Linked DNA regions of Homo sapiens: regions 2 and 3 are each linked to region 1. A link is a contact called in ENCODE Hi-C or POLR2A ChIA-PET data. All regions are on one chromosome and are shown on one strand. The core of a region is the stretch at or near the end of the contact, and the rest is flanking DNA. Distances in the headings are between cores, read along the strand shown. Region 1 holds the start of MIR222HG (miR222/221 cluster host gene). Region 2 has its middle 48 kb from the start of MIR221. Region 3 holds the start of LINC02595 (long intergenic non-protein coding RNA 2595).

Region 1 (4,626 bases), core at 1,667-4,166:
TTATCCTCCTACTCAATGAGACTATAGTGGGAGGTCTGAATGACATTTCCAAACCAAGAACTTAAAGCTACATTTCAACACCCAACTACTCAGTTGTCATAGGAACAACACTATGAGGCTTATCTGGGTTCTAACAAACAGCCACTTGTTTCACTAATGATTAAAACTCCCCCTTCAAATCAAATATAGACACCCATACATATACAGACCTCAAAAGAAAAATTTAATTGGGTAAAACTGTATACTACACCAAAAACTTAAGAAACAAGCCCAAAGGGAAAGCATTTACGTTCCCGAACATGCAAATTCAAACACTATTTCAGAGAAATTATTTTGAGGTCTGTCTCTTGACCAGATCCCTTCAGTTTGTTGTTTTACACACCCACAAAGACAAAGGCATATGCATGGCATTAATATCTTTTAACAGGGTATACGAAAATGTGAATACTCTCAATGACCCCAGAGGAGAATTCAGAGCAAGCAATGCTACTCACTTTCGATGTACTTTTAAAAATTAACAAATTGAGAACAGAGAACGGCAAATAGAATTGAAAACATGAAGTTCTCAGTTAATTCTTCTGGGATATACTTTCTAGCATTTACTGTTCCAACCTGTTTCTATCACATTTTGTCATTCAAAACAATGGATTTTAAATGGATGAGGAAAACCTAAAAATTAGAGGCTTTTTTCCAACAGGCACGGCAGTATTTATCCAGATTATTAAATCATCATGTTCTCCCCAAGTATTTACTTACATGAAATACAGAGTTGAAAACATAAGCTAGCAGTTGAATATAAATTATCTGTAAATACCTTAATGCTTTGTTGCCATTTTTCTGTCTTCAAGACTCTAAAAACCTATAAATTCATGTGCTTCAAGAAAACTAATGCCATTCCTTAATTAAGTCAAATTGACTTGTCATGTTCACAAGTTTGGATCACCCGTTTCCTGACTTATTGGAGGACCTGCCCTTAAGAGCCGTGCTTATCTTGTCTTTCTATTTCTTTAAGAATAAATACTTATGCAAAAGTCTTGAGAGCTGCTAGTCTGAGAAAACTGATCTCAAAAGTTATCCAAGTATACAAGAGGGGGAAAAAACAATTAATATATCTCACTAGATTCATCTCCCTCCCCCACCCTCATCCCACTCCACTGCTAAGAGAGAGAAATTTCAGCACTGCTATCCTGTTTTATTATACATTTTCCCTTTTGAGTTAAGGATTTTAAGATTTTGAAAGTAACAGAACAGGAACCAAAAGTAGATTCAACTTCCAATTTGGCTTAAAAAGAAAGAAATAATTATTATTTCCTATATTACCCAAAACTTATTCTGTTAATAACAGTTATAATTATATATTCAAATTAATAAATGAAGATTGCTAAAATTGCCTATATACTTGTTAGCAGTTAAAGAAGAAAAATTTTTTCCATTTGCTTCTATAAGTAGACATCACATGATTACTTCTATTGACCAATAAGAAACTAGTAAAATCAGGCAGTCACCCACCATTCTTTTCTAATGTTCTTTTTCTTATTCTATTCAACCTTTTCAGTATATTCTTAAGAAGCCAAATCAAGAAATTAGACATTCATGCCTAAAATAAAATTGCGTTACCTTATACATCATGAACAGGAACCTGTTGTATATAACACGGGTATTCAAAGCTTTATTGTCTTTTTCTAGAACCCTTTAACATAAAGGCAGCTCAGATTCAAGATTAGAAAACTGAATTCAACAGGCAGGAACACGCATACGAAACCAGTAAGAACTACTAATCACGACCTCTCAAAATGTCATGAACCATATAGATAGAAATAACCCCCCTTTTGCTGTACTAATGTAATCCAATAGAACAAACTTAAAATTCGTGACACAAATGTAAGAAACAAAAAACAAAAATCTATTGCCATTGTAATCTACCCTTCCCAATCAGGAGAGGTGTTTCCGACGCATTACTTGAACTTTCATTTTGTACAACTTTCATCTTGTAAGGTTCTAACTAAATACTTGACATCTTAATGCAGAGGAAAGGAAAGGAGGGCAAGTAGACTAATTCTGAAAGCATCCCTTCAAATTTCATACATGCTATTCAGACTAAATGGAAATCTACATCCATGGAAAGTTAATGTCGCAATTCTACTAAACAGCCCATTCTGATTTTATGTTTCTCCTCCACTAACAAGAAAAAATAAAACAACCAAATCTAGCTGTATTACATATGTTTAGCTAAACTGATAGCACTCAGCTCATTTTTGTTAATTACCTGGCTTCTTCTCAGTCTTTATGCGGTATTCTCGTGCTGCTCTTTTTTAGAACTCCTCACTGTTTATGTGTTCTCTGTTCAACACAGTTGTTAGGGGTCTGTGAACAATTTTTCAATTCCCACACACGCATATGATATCTATTAGGGAGCAATGCCACTTTTCACTTACCAATTCTGGATAAAGGAGTATTTCCTGGTGACAGAATGCTGCTGCTTCCGTTCACTAAAACTCCCTCTTCGCAGCTTGATAAATCTGATTATAAAACGTCTTTGTTCCAGATCACACGAGGCGCTTTTCCTACAAAAGTTTTCTAAAGAGTTATCTGCATTTCATTCCTGTGACAAAACAAATCAGAACAAGGGGGGTGGGGGGGGGAACAGGGAATAAGTCCACACAAGTTCCTGGCAAAGATTTTAAGCTGCATTTTTCTGAGTTTAATCAGTAACCTATATTAAAGTGACAGTTACCAGTTCAGGAAGCCTAGAGTTTGATCAAGTCGGTCACAACCACTTTGAGAGTCTTCCACTGGTGTGCGGACTCCAAGAAAGCAGTCACTTGGTCATCTATCACATGTGGCTGAATCACTGGACAGACCACCCCCGCCCCACACACCCCCAGCCCCCGTTGAGCAGCAGCCCAGGCAGGAGAGTGGCCGGACGCCCGACCCAAGACCTCTTATAGGGACCCGCCAATTAGCTGCTGACCAATCGCAGCCAGCACCTAGTACCTAAGTCACATGATAGGGCAGTCCCTATGACTGCAGGATTTCTGAATTACTGGGGTTACACAAAGGACACTCATTCAGGAAAAGAGAAAAAAAGCCATAAGCCGAAACAGAAAACGCCCAGGCTGCGACAACTACGGCTTTAAAACAGGGAACACCCCAGCCTCACACAGACAGAGAAAGAGCCACAACCAAGCCAGGATGAAAATCAGAAGAATGTCTGGCACATATTAAAAAATAATCCCAAAGCAGACGCTGAGTTTACAAACCCACTTCAGCTATAAATCTACTCCTCCTTCCCCTTCCTCTATAGTCTCCAATAATTTTACATTCTAAACTTTTTTATTTTAAAAAGCTCCAGTGAGCCTCTGCAAAACCGCTGTAAGAAAATGTGCGAGACACATGAGCCTCTCTTCCCATCCCCTCAAAATACCCCTGAAGGAGATTCAAATTGGCCATGAAAAGATTCCTAAGTGAAATACATTTCTTTTAAAATAGTTAAATAAATTAAGTGAAATTAAACATTGCCAGAACAGATTCGTATGGTAACTAACAAATCATCTCTCTCTCAATCATTTTAAACTGTACACATCAAGGACACTCTTGTTAAGTAAACGAGCCCACTTTGTGAACTAGATACCCATTTATTTTTATTTGAATGCCCCCAATTTGTCTCTTAAACACCTTTTATGTTTAGGAAGAAATTCAACTGCGAACACCCCTACCATTGCTCCGACCTCCAAAAATGGTACTTACAAATGTTCCTTGTTTGGATCTGTCGACTTCTTCTCCCCTCCCCCGACATTTGGAGTCAAAATATGGGCTCAACCTCATCCTTCAAACCTAAAGGCCCTATTTTGATCGTGCAAGACTGCAACAGCTCCTTCTCCCAGGCAAGCCCAGAACACTGTGCCGCTTGCCATTCCCAATTTATGGAAGGAAGTGTATGTCAAACAAACCAGGTGATGACTCAGACTGCCTCCTCCAGCCACGTTTTCCCTAGAATGGGAGGGTAGTTTAAGTGCAGCCCATTTGGATGTGACTCAGTTTTATTAGACTGGTGGCTGTAGCTAAGCTGACAAGCTCACATTTTTTTTAAATAACTTGTACATTTAGAGATCAGGACGCACATTCCAACTGGTTTCAAGAATTGAATCATGTAAACAGGAGAGATGCAAGATTATTTTTAAGGTATGGCAACGCTCTGGCTCTGTTCCCTAATATTTTAAATTTCAGAACTGTGCACTGAAATTTTTACAATGGAGGCAACCAAACGTTTTAATTCACACAAGAGTAGCAAACAGGTTTTCTACATTTAGGTTTACTTGAGGTCTTTACCATGAGGGACTTGGACTCCTTCCATCCTGAAGATTCAAGTCTCTAAGTCTGGGGCCCGCGCGGCGGGTTCTTCAGGAAGTGGTTGGGAGCATGAGAGCCATGTTGCAGCTTTCACTTTTGCATTTACTGCAATTCACACTCTAAGCTGAGCTAGTCACACACAGCACACACGTAATACAATCACATCACCAAAAAATCTGTACAGTCCTTTAGTCTCGACCTGCCTAAAAGCTGTGAAATAAAAACTTGAAAACCACCAGTGAAAATTCCAATTAAATATACTGACATGCCCTAGTA
Region 2 (4,776 bases), core at 1,051-3,550, 72 kb before region 1:
AGGTAATCAAAAACAAGGAAAGCCTGAGAAACTACCACAGATTAGAAGAAGCTAAGGAGATATGACTGAATGCCATGTGCTATCCTGGATGGAATCCTGGAATAGACAAGGAAAGCTAACGAAACCTGTATAAAGTAAAAGTATGGAGTTAAGTTAATAACAGTGTATCAATATTGGTTCCTTAGTTGTGACAAATATAATATAGCAATCGAAGTTGTTAACAATAGGGAAAATTGGTTTAGGGTCATACACAAACGCTATTATTTTTGCAACTTTTCTGTAAAGTTAAAAGTATTCTAAAATAAAAGGTGTATTTACATTAAAATAACAAAATAATTACAGAGATTTATTATAAGCCCTATGGAAAAAAATAAAACTGGGTAAGGAAGACTGGCTGTGGAGGGAGGGGCTGGGTTTTATTTTATAGATAGTGGTCAGGGAAGAGCTCTCTAAAGAGACATTTGAATAAGCATGAGTAGCAAGTCATGTAGACACCAGGTGGAAGAGCATGCCAGGAAGTGAAAACAGGAAAAGCAAAGGATGGAGGTGGGAGTTCAGGAAGGAGCCTACTGAAAATAGCTCAGGTGCAACAGAAAGAAGGTCTGAACCAGGGCAATGGTGGGAGGCAAGAAGGACAGGGAGCAGACTTGAGAAGTCCTTATTTCATGGACCAGGAAGAAGAAAAGAGGAATAGTCCGGAAAGAGAATGGCCCCCAGCACCATGCACAGCTATCATGCCATTGTGTGGCAATGCTCAGAGTTCTATGGCTTTGCACAGTTCCACATGGCTTCGCATGGTACTTATTGAATCAAGTCTTCACTGCAACCCTGGGGTTCTAGTCCACACTTCTAAGAATCAGGACATTGCACCTCAGGTTCAGATTTGTTCAACTCACATCTTGCAAAAGCAAACTGGAGACTTGAAACTAGGCTTTCTGACTATGTATCCTCTGATTCTCCATCTTGCCCTCTGTCCTCCATACCTTCTATGACATTACCAGGGTATCATGGAGGAGGCTAAGACTGTGAATTGCAGAGTCTAGGAAGTTTGATGGAACAAAAGTCCACCCCTAAAACCCTGGGGGCAGGTCCTGGCCCAGTTTAAGCCTGACTCAGAGAGAGACTTTTAAAAAAAGTTGTATAAGTCCTGATATTAATAATGTTTCTTCATAACCTACATATAAAAGGTCAGAAGGACAGGTTTCTGCTACTATCAAGTCTAGACTTCTGGCCATCCTTTGCTATCCCAAATGGACCTCAGGGCCTCATGCCACACATTGTGTGTATGTGTGTGTGTGTGTGTGTGTGCGCACACATGCATGTGGCTGTATACCTCCTAAATTTCTCCATTGTGAAACATACAGTCCTCTTTCTCTTTTTCCAATATATACACATGTTCCTAGAGTCCCCAAGGGCTGTAACTGCTCCAAGCAATTTTTTCCAAGTCAAAAGCAGCTGGCTGTCTCTAAGTGATGAGCTGAGAGTGAAACCAACTTCAGGAAACCGTCAGGCTAAAGCAAGCCCTTCACAGCCCTCAGATCTTGAGGAGATAATGGTGGAGACTGGGAGCAGAGCAGAACCCCAAGCTCTCTATCTGAAGTCACTCTAAATCTATTTGATTATCAGAACATGTTATCATTAAATATTATCAGGTTTCAGAATCCTTAGGCCCCTGAAGCTGTTGGCCATGTCCCAAACCTAGTGTCACCCCTCCCCTCAGTCCTCCAAACCAGGATTTCTTCTCATCCCCTGAACCCCACCTTTGGCCATATCCTTCTGAAAGATTATATGGAGTGCCCTTTAGCATTCTGGAGACTTTCTGAGTATTGAGCTTTGCAAAAGAGAAACAAATCTTGAAGCAATGAGAAATTTGAGTGTGTGGAAAGATTTTTCTCAAGTATGTATTGGCCTCAATGAGGAAAATGCATGCTTATTAAAATGTTTAGTTGGTCATAATAATTTAATTTTTCTAACAATATAATTTAACTTGATCATTCTTCATTTATGTATAGATTTTTAGAGCAGTGTTCTCCTTCCTTCTCTTACTCTCTTTTCTCCTTTCTAAAAGATACATATTAATCTCTGGGCTTCATTGCCTCAAAAGTGGATTCAAGAACTTCTTCAACTGTTAAGTTACTCCCTGTTCCTGAAGGGAAATAATTGGAACATCACCATCTGCAGCCATCTTGGAGAAAGACATGATTTTGAAGGAAGGCATTCAATGAAATAACATTCTGATTTGAAGTTAAATTGTCCAAGAGCTAACTTCCTCGACAGCTCTGATTCAGGCCTCCTAAAATGTTGCACACTCTGACTCATGCTTCCTTCTGGAAATGACAAAATTTCCTCGCCACCCTGATCTAAGCCGTCTGTTCTTGGTCCTCCATGCTCTCAGGAAGGGATTGGGTCGTATGTTACATTTTTTCCATGGTGGGCAAGGAAACTCATCTTTTGTTTTTTCAAAGGGAGAAACATACACACGCGCGTGCACACACACACACACAAGAATGACACACTGAAAATTCTGAAAATTAATACCAGGCAGAGCACCCCCACCCTCCACACCCCTGGAAAATAAATGCTGTTTAAGAATTGTAGAAACAAAAGGGAGTTGATTTTTTAACCATTTATGCTCCAAATATTTTTTTAAATGTTCAATTTTCTAAAGAAAAAAATATGTAGTAACTTTACAAAGCTAACATGTTTTATTAGTTAAGGTGGTCTGAAAGAGCTTGGATTTTGTAGGTAACTAATAATCAGTGTTGAGCATCACTGATCCATTTCCCAGGGAGATTGCATTCCCTTTGTCTCTGAAGAGATGCTTGGGGGAAAAGCCATGTTGGGGAACAGAGGAGAGGAAAAGGAGGAATAAGGAGAGGAAGGGATGCAATTGACAACAATATTTTTGTGGTACTGAAATCTGTTCTAGACTGTCCCATAGCAGCCTCAAATATAAATACGTGCCAATCTGTATCTTATAATGTATAACCCAGTACTCATTAGAAACACTACTCACTGGAGTGAAAAAAAGCACCCAGAATATTAATTCAGTATAAAGATTTACCACATAGTAAATAAGGATTTATTCTGAGGATAAGAATTTTGAGACCAGAAGTTTAAGGATATTTTTCTATATTCTCAGCTATAATAAATTAAAATTTTGATAAATGCTATATATATAATGTGTATAAAGTGAAGAATGACTTGCATATATATTTACATAGCCTTACATTTGTCCTCTCAGAGTGTCTTCAAACATGAAGATTGAGAAGGAGAAAATTGCCTTACACATTCTATCTCTTTTACTTTCCTCACAACAAAGCTATGGGCATCAGTCTTGAGTTCTATTCTCAGCTCTGCTACTGGGTTATTATGGGCTAGTAATTTAATTGAAAATGGAAGAATGGATCAGATGATTCCCAAAGACCCTTCCAATTTGAAATTCTATGACCCGATGTTTTGTTTATCTCCATGGGATGTTTTCTGTTTTCAAAGAAGACGCTAAGATGTATTTCCTATTCCTGTTAACAGCTCTTGACTGTGAGCTGGGAACCCCAACGGCTCTGCCAAGCCCAAGTCCTAGGAGATAAGGCCTAGGAACAGGGTATTCACCTTCCCTACCCCATCTGGACCCCTCTCCACTGGCAGATCAGATGGCCCATGGCCTGAATCTGCTAGAGGTGTGGAGGTCTGCCAGGACCTAATGGCAGGATCCTTATGCTCATCCTTAATCACTATTAATTTGCGTTTCTTTCATATGACTTTATGAGTAAGTAAGAGAAGTCCCATTCATTCCACATGCATTTATGTGTGCGTGGTGTATGTATGCTTAAACCACTGTACTGAACACTGCGGATAGAACAAAGTTGGGTTTTCCTGAGCCCACTAGTAATTGTGCAATTGTGGTTTTGATTAGGGAGACAAAGAGACTCATAGTAGAGACCCACCATGGCCTTTGAAGTTTCACCAGTAATGATTCACTGTTTGAATCTTCTGGGCTTTTTGGACTTTCAGAGTGCTCTATTAAAAAATTCTTTTAAGTACTTGGAAGGAGGGAGAAGCCCACTCAATGGCCCTGAAGGAATGAGATGAAGAGGAGGAAGAGCTGGGGAGGGGTGAAGAGATATCAGAGAAAGGCTGGTGTAATTAATGAGGGGTGTGGATAATAAATAGGTCCCAAGAGGCCAATGCTTATAGAAAACAAAAATTTCAAATGATACATTAAACTAAGATCTGTATTCTGATGGTAGTCTATATCAGTTGCTCAACTGGCCAGCAAGCATGGAGCTCTTATTATTTTCCAGGCTCTGTTCCAGATGCTGGAGATACAGCAATGAACATAACTCTGTTGGACTAAAGGAGCTTTAAGTATAGAGAGAGAAAGAGGGGAAGGGAGGGAGGAAAGAAGGAGAGAGATAATTTTCAGAGCTTAATAATGACCAACCACTAAGAAAATAAAAGAGAAAGATAGTACAGGTTGTGAGTGGGGAGTACAGAAGGAGGTACTCTAGTCAGGATGGTCACAGGAATATTTTGTAGGAGCTAGGGCCTGAATAATGACATAGAGGTTAGCCTTGTAGATTCTGGAAGGAAGAGTTCTGACTTGAAAGAACAGCAAATGCAAAGCCCTTAACGGCCTGCTTAAGAGTCAGAAAGAAAGCCAGTATGACTGGAGCACAGTGGATAAGGAAAGAGGGTGGTAGAATATAAGGCTGAAGAAGTAGGCAGGGGCTAGCTCATGCAGGACCAGCTGATGTAATAATAAGAGCAGCTAAC
Region 3 (4,398 bases), core at 268-2,767, 81 kb after region 1:
TCAAAATGCCCTATCCTTGATTTGAATATGAATGACTGCGGAAGGGTCTTTCTGAAACCCCACGGATTTTAATACAGGTAGGTCCTTTTTCCAAAAAAAAAAAAAAAAAAAAGTCAGGAAATGAACAAACAGGAATAAAAATTCATGAACAACTATCGGCAAATCCAAGCAGCCATGAGACGTGCGAGTGTGTGTGTGTGTGTGTGTGTGTGTGTGTGTGTGTGTGAGAGAGAGAGAGAGAGAGAGACAGAGACAGAGAGAGAGAGAGAGAGAAAGAGACAGAGAGAGACCGACCGACAGACACACACTGAGATTTCTGGAGTTAATTGCGAATAACCGCGCCGCGAAGCTTTTTTACCTCCTCCAAGTCCCACAGTCTACCTAGGACAAGTAAGCCCGGCTCCAGCACCTTAAGCCAAAGACACAAGCACCACCACCTCCACCCCCACTACCTAGGCGAGACAGCGCCAAAAGCCACCGAGCGTGCACGCCAGCCAGGCCCGCTACCCCGCAAACCCGGGAGCTTCTTTATCCCCAGCAGAGATCCGCCCCACTTACCAGTAATTTACTTTAACGCCTCGAAAGCATGATTTGGTTTACGGAATTGCAGCAAATAAAAGAAAATCAAGTCTCCTTGAGACACTGTCCTCCTCCTCCCTAGGACGCACATTCACACGGAACACTCTCCTTTCGCTCTCAACCCCGAACACGCTCTGGACTATCCCAAGAGGGTCTTTGGGGACCCGCCAGAGATCGATACTGCTCCCACGTGCCTCCATTAAACCCTTGTCCAAACATGCACAAGGCGCCAAGGGCATGTGCAGAATCAGCCCTCAGAGTAAGTTCAGCAAACCCATTCCCTACCCCCGAAAGCGCGAGGGAGCACCCTGACGCAAGCGCCGGCCCCGGCAGACAATACTCAAGCAACTCCAGCCTTCCGCGCACACGCCCCGACCGGTCCAGCCACCACTCTCTCCTCCCATGGTCCCTACAGTCTTCGGGCCGGGAGCAGGGGGCGTCCTGATGGTTGCTGGGTGTGGACTGTGAAGAGAAGGGCAACCTGCACACGCCACCGATACTGCGGGGCGGGTAGGAGATCGCAGTTTTCCAAAGCCCCACCGGTGTGCCCAGCTCCTCAGAAGGGGTGGGGTGGGGACAGTGGAACCGAGGGAGTGAACCCTAAGGGAGGCAGCTTTTCTGCACCTCTTTCCCACCTACCACAGCGCGCGCGCAGAAGCGCGCCCACCACGGGGCCGTGCACCTTCCTTCTGCCCCTGGACCTACCCAGCCCTCGCCCCCAAGCGCAGTGGCCTGGAAGAGCGGGCGTCCGGCCCGCGGTGGCCGGGGGAGCGGGCAGAGCGCCGCGCTCGGGGGTGCCCACCTGCGCGCAGGGTCGTCGCTGCTGCCGGTGCACCCGCCGCTGTTGCAGTCTCCAGCTGCAGGAGGAAGAGGCGCGGCGGCTGAGCCCCCGGACTCCACGCGCCTACTCGCGCCCCGGAGCGGTGGTCCTCATTTCCCTTCGTCCCGGCTGGCGAGCCACCCACCTCGCCCGCAGGTTCTGCCAGTCCCGCGGCCCGCCAGAGCCCAAGCTATCCTCTCCGCCCCTTTCCCGCCGCCCCGCGCTGCGCTGCGCTCCGCCCCCTGCCCGCCCATCCCCGCCGGGGCCCAGCCGGGGGCTGCGGGCGCCGCGCCTCGTGCCGCAGATTTCGGGTTCTTGGGTCTGTGGCGGTAGAAAGGGGATGGGGGGGACCAGGGGTGCGGCCCTGGGGTCCGCCCCCAACCCCGCTCTCCCAACCGGTTCCCCACTCCTGGGGCCCGCGGCGGCCGCCCGCGGCTAAGGGTGTGGGAACCGTGCACTCTGCCCCCGCTCTTCCGGCGTCTCCCCGCATGGCACCTTCCGTGGCCCAGAGGGTGCCTCGTGTCTTAGGGGGAGGGGGGTTGGTGAAGCAAGGTGGAGTGAGCCTGAGAGTGGAAGCGAAGAAATTACCATGTGAATTGCCAGGGGATGCAAGTTGCTGCCTGTGCCCTGTTTCTTCTACATTAACTACCTGGATGTGCTGCTTCCCTTGCTACAACCGCAGTAATATTCAGAAGCTTGAATATAAGATTTCCAAGTTAATTGGCTGTAGGGTGGTTGGGTTTTTTTTTTTTTAATGTAATGATGGCAGAAGACAACAGATTCACTCTTTTTAAAAAGTTACTTTACATATATGTACAATATATAAAGCCATATTTCTAATTTAAAAAATAGCAAAATGTAAATAACAGAACAGCTGTGTTTTACAGAAACAAATCCAGTGTGTATGTGTTATTTAAACCCACGGTAATTATATTAATTGGTTCGTTTTAAAGTGTATTTTAGGTATTTCTTAAAACGGACTCAGAATTTAGGGATTAGGAACCCCTGAGTTTTAATTTGGCTTTTTGTCATAGTTCTAAAATGTCAATTTCATGGAAATTACTAAATGAGGTTGTTTAGAAAAATGGGTTCTTTTTCTTCCAGGTTGGCAGCATTTTCAGATCTGGCAAAGGACAGAATTTTTTTTAAAGCCAAGAGATAATAAAATTCTCATTCATTTTCTGATGAGGGAATATCTGGTCTGGTAGCTTTTTCTTTGTTTCTCTCTTTGAGGCAAACTTCTTTTCTGTTTCTTCTTACACGTTTTTCTTCCAAAATTTCTCCTAAGTATAGGCAAAGTTATGGAAGCCGTGATTTTTGAGCCTTTGTTTTCTTAAAAGAGATGGAAAATTAATTATAATTCATTATCAATATCTATCCCAGGCTCATGATACTACATTTCACATTGATTAACCCTGTTTTTCAACTCTGCTTTTAGTAATTTCACCTAACACTTGAGAACCAAGAGTTTTTTAAGTTTCATCCTTATAAGAATGAAAGGCACACTTTAATTAACATTTTGAACCAAAATTAAATTCATTAAATTCACTAATGGAAAGTACGTTAGTACAGTATGTGTTGCTGGGTAAATGAGGACAATGTGGATGATAAACAGTTCTGAAGAAAAGACTCTGAAGCAAAGAAAACAATCCTTAGAAAAACTGATGATCCCCTTTTCAAGGAAAGGATGACAAATGCCAGTAATTATGCAAAGAATGACTCCTGCCTCTCTTTGCTTTGGTTTTGTGGCTAGGCCTGCATTTATCTCTCTTGATCATCATAATAAAAGTAAAGTAATTCAGCATTCCGGTGACACTGCTTAGTAAATTAGCAATTTGAAAATGCTTTTATTACCTAATTAATCCAAGCAAATGCCTTCGATAAATCCAGTTTTACTCTTAACATTTTTTGTGCCTCCAGAGAAACACTTGCATGAAATAAAAACAGCTAAGGCAAGCTCTAAAACAATTGCTAGCCAGATTCCTTGGGTGTGTGAGTGCAGCAATAGAGTTGATATTAAGTGACCTTTGGGTCTTAAATTATATATCAGATATTGGTTCTGAGTTGCTCACTGGCATCTTCTTGAGTGAGTTTCTGTGTGTTTGCTTTGCCGTTTATTCCCCAGAAGCATGCTTCATTTCTTCCTTTCTGCCTTACTGAATCTACCTTAGTCTAAATTATGTTCATTGAACTCTCACCAAAAAATCAGACCCTAATCCATAGCCCACTTGACAATCATCTTTGTCCTTCAAGTTTAGTCTCTTTTGAGGTCTTTGGTAAGAATCCAGCATGATTAAACATCCAAAATTGGAAAGAGTACTTCATTAGGCATGGTTCTAACTAAGAGATAACAACCAGATTTCTCAAAACAAAAGGGTGTGCCATTTGAATAAAAAGAAGAAAGAAATAAAAACAGCAAATCCATTTTGTTCAGGTCAAAACTAAGCCAACAAAATCACAATTGAAATCCTTTCTAAGCCTGAATTGTGCTACGAGATATGTAAAAAGTACAATTAAAATACACTACAAATCCTTTGCTCCACTGACCAAACACCATTATGCTTCACATTTCCCTTTTAGTTCCCGTGCTATTGAGTTTTTTTCACTGATCTTTAAATAAGAAAGTGCTCTGGACACTCCCATTATCCCCAAGGAATTCTGTGTCACCCTCCATTTGGTTTCAAAAGTTCTCTTGAAATGTCTGTGACATTGATGAGGACAGATCTGAACATCCCATGTAGACCTGTGGAAAGGGAGCTCCATGACTAGTCTACATTCAAGACAGTGGGATTAAAACAAAACATGAGTTTTGTTCTAGCAGTTTAATCCAATTGGCATCTCCCATTCTGATGCTCACTGCAGCGAAAGGTTTTATAATGTGTGTTTTTCCCTCTTGAGAAATTTTCTCTTGATAATTATTTTAATAATTTTTTGTTCGTTTACTCTTTGAGTTGTGAGCCTGAACATAATGCACAGTCTTCTCTCTTTTCTTTCCTGTG

Evidence for each region. A loop is a pair of places that touch in the nucleus more often than their neighbours do. ChIA-PET counts read pairs that join two places held with the same protein, here RNA polymerase II (POLR2A). Pooled maps may share reads with other maps.
Region 2: a pooled map shows a loop between it and region 1 (2.1-fold over the local background). The contact joins the enhancer-like site here to the promoter of MIR222HG in region 1. A Hi-C loop is called at or near these places in 1 of 50 pooled maps. POLR2A ChIA-PET finds 5 or more read pairs at or near these places in 2 of 52 experiments (H1 and IMR-90).
Region 3: a loop to region 1 is called in a map of CD4-positive, alpha-beta T cell, with 8 times the contacts of the local background. The contact joins the promoter of LINC02595 here to the promoter of MIR222HG in region 1. A Hi-C loop is called at or near these places in 10 of 168 maps with a recorded cell type or tissue (CD4-positive, alpha-beta T cell, CD4-positive, alpha-beta memory T cell, CD8-positive, alpha-beta T cell and 5 more), 11 of 37 single-sample maps with no recorded cell type and 15 of 50 pooled maps. POLR2A ChIA-PET finds 5 or more read pairs at or near these places in 13 of 52 experiments (CD4-positive, alpha-beta T cell, CD4-positive, alpha-beta memory T cell, MCF 10A and 8 more).

What each region holds. Positions count from the first base shown.
Region 1 is chrX:45,767,351-45,771,976 of GRCh38, forward strand. MIR222HG (miR222/221 cluster host gene) reads right to left here and starts at 2,917. Exons shown (of 2, transcript NR_170290.1): 1 at 2,735-2,917; 2 at 1-2,602.
Region 2 is chrX:45,695,496-45,700,271 of GRCh38, forward strand. No RefSeq gene overlaps it. Among named protein-coding and RNA genes, the nearest start is that of MIR221, 48 kb to the right of the region's middle. Within about 2 kb of position 2,301, at least 3 of the 41 ENCODE cell types and tissues checked have a DNase peak (open chromatin) inside an H3K27ac peak, as active enhancers do; they include IMR-90, where a contact is called at or near this core.
Region 3 is chrX:45,849,973-45,854,370 of GRCh38, forward strand. LINC02595 (long intergenic non-protein coding RNA 2595) reads right to left here and starts at 1,518. Exons shown (of 3, transcript NR_125365.1): 1 at 1,382-1,518.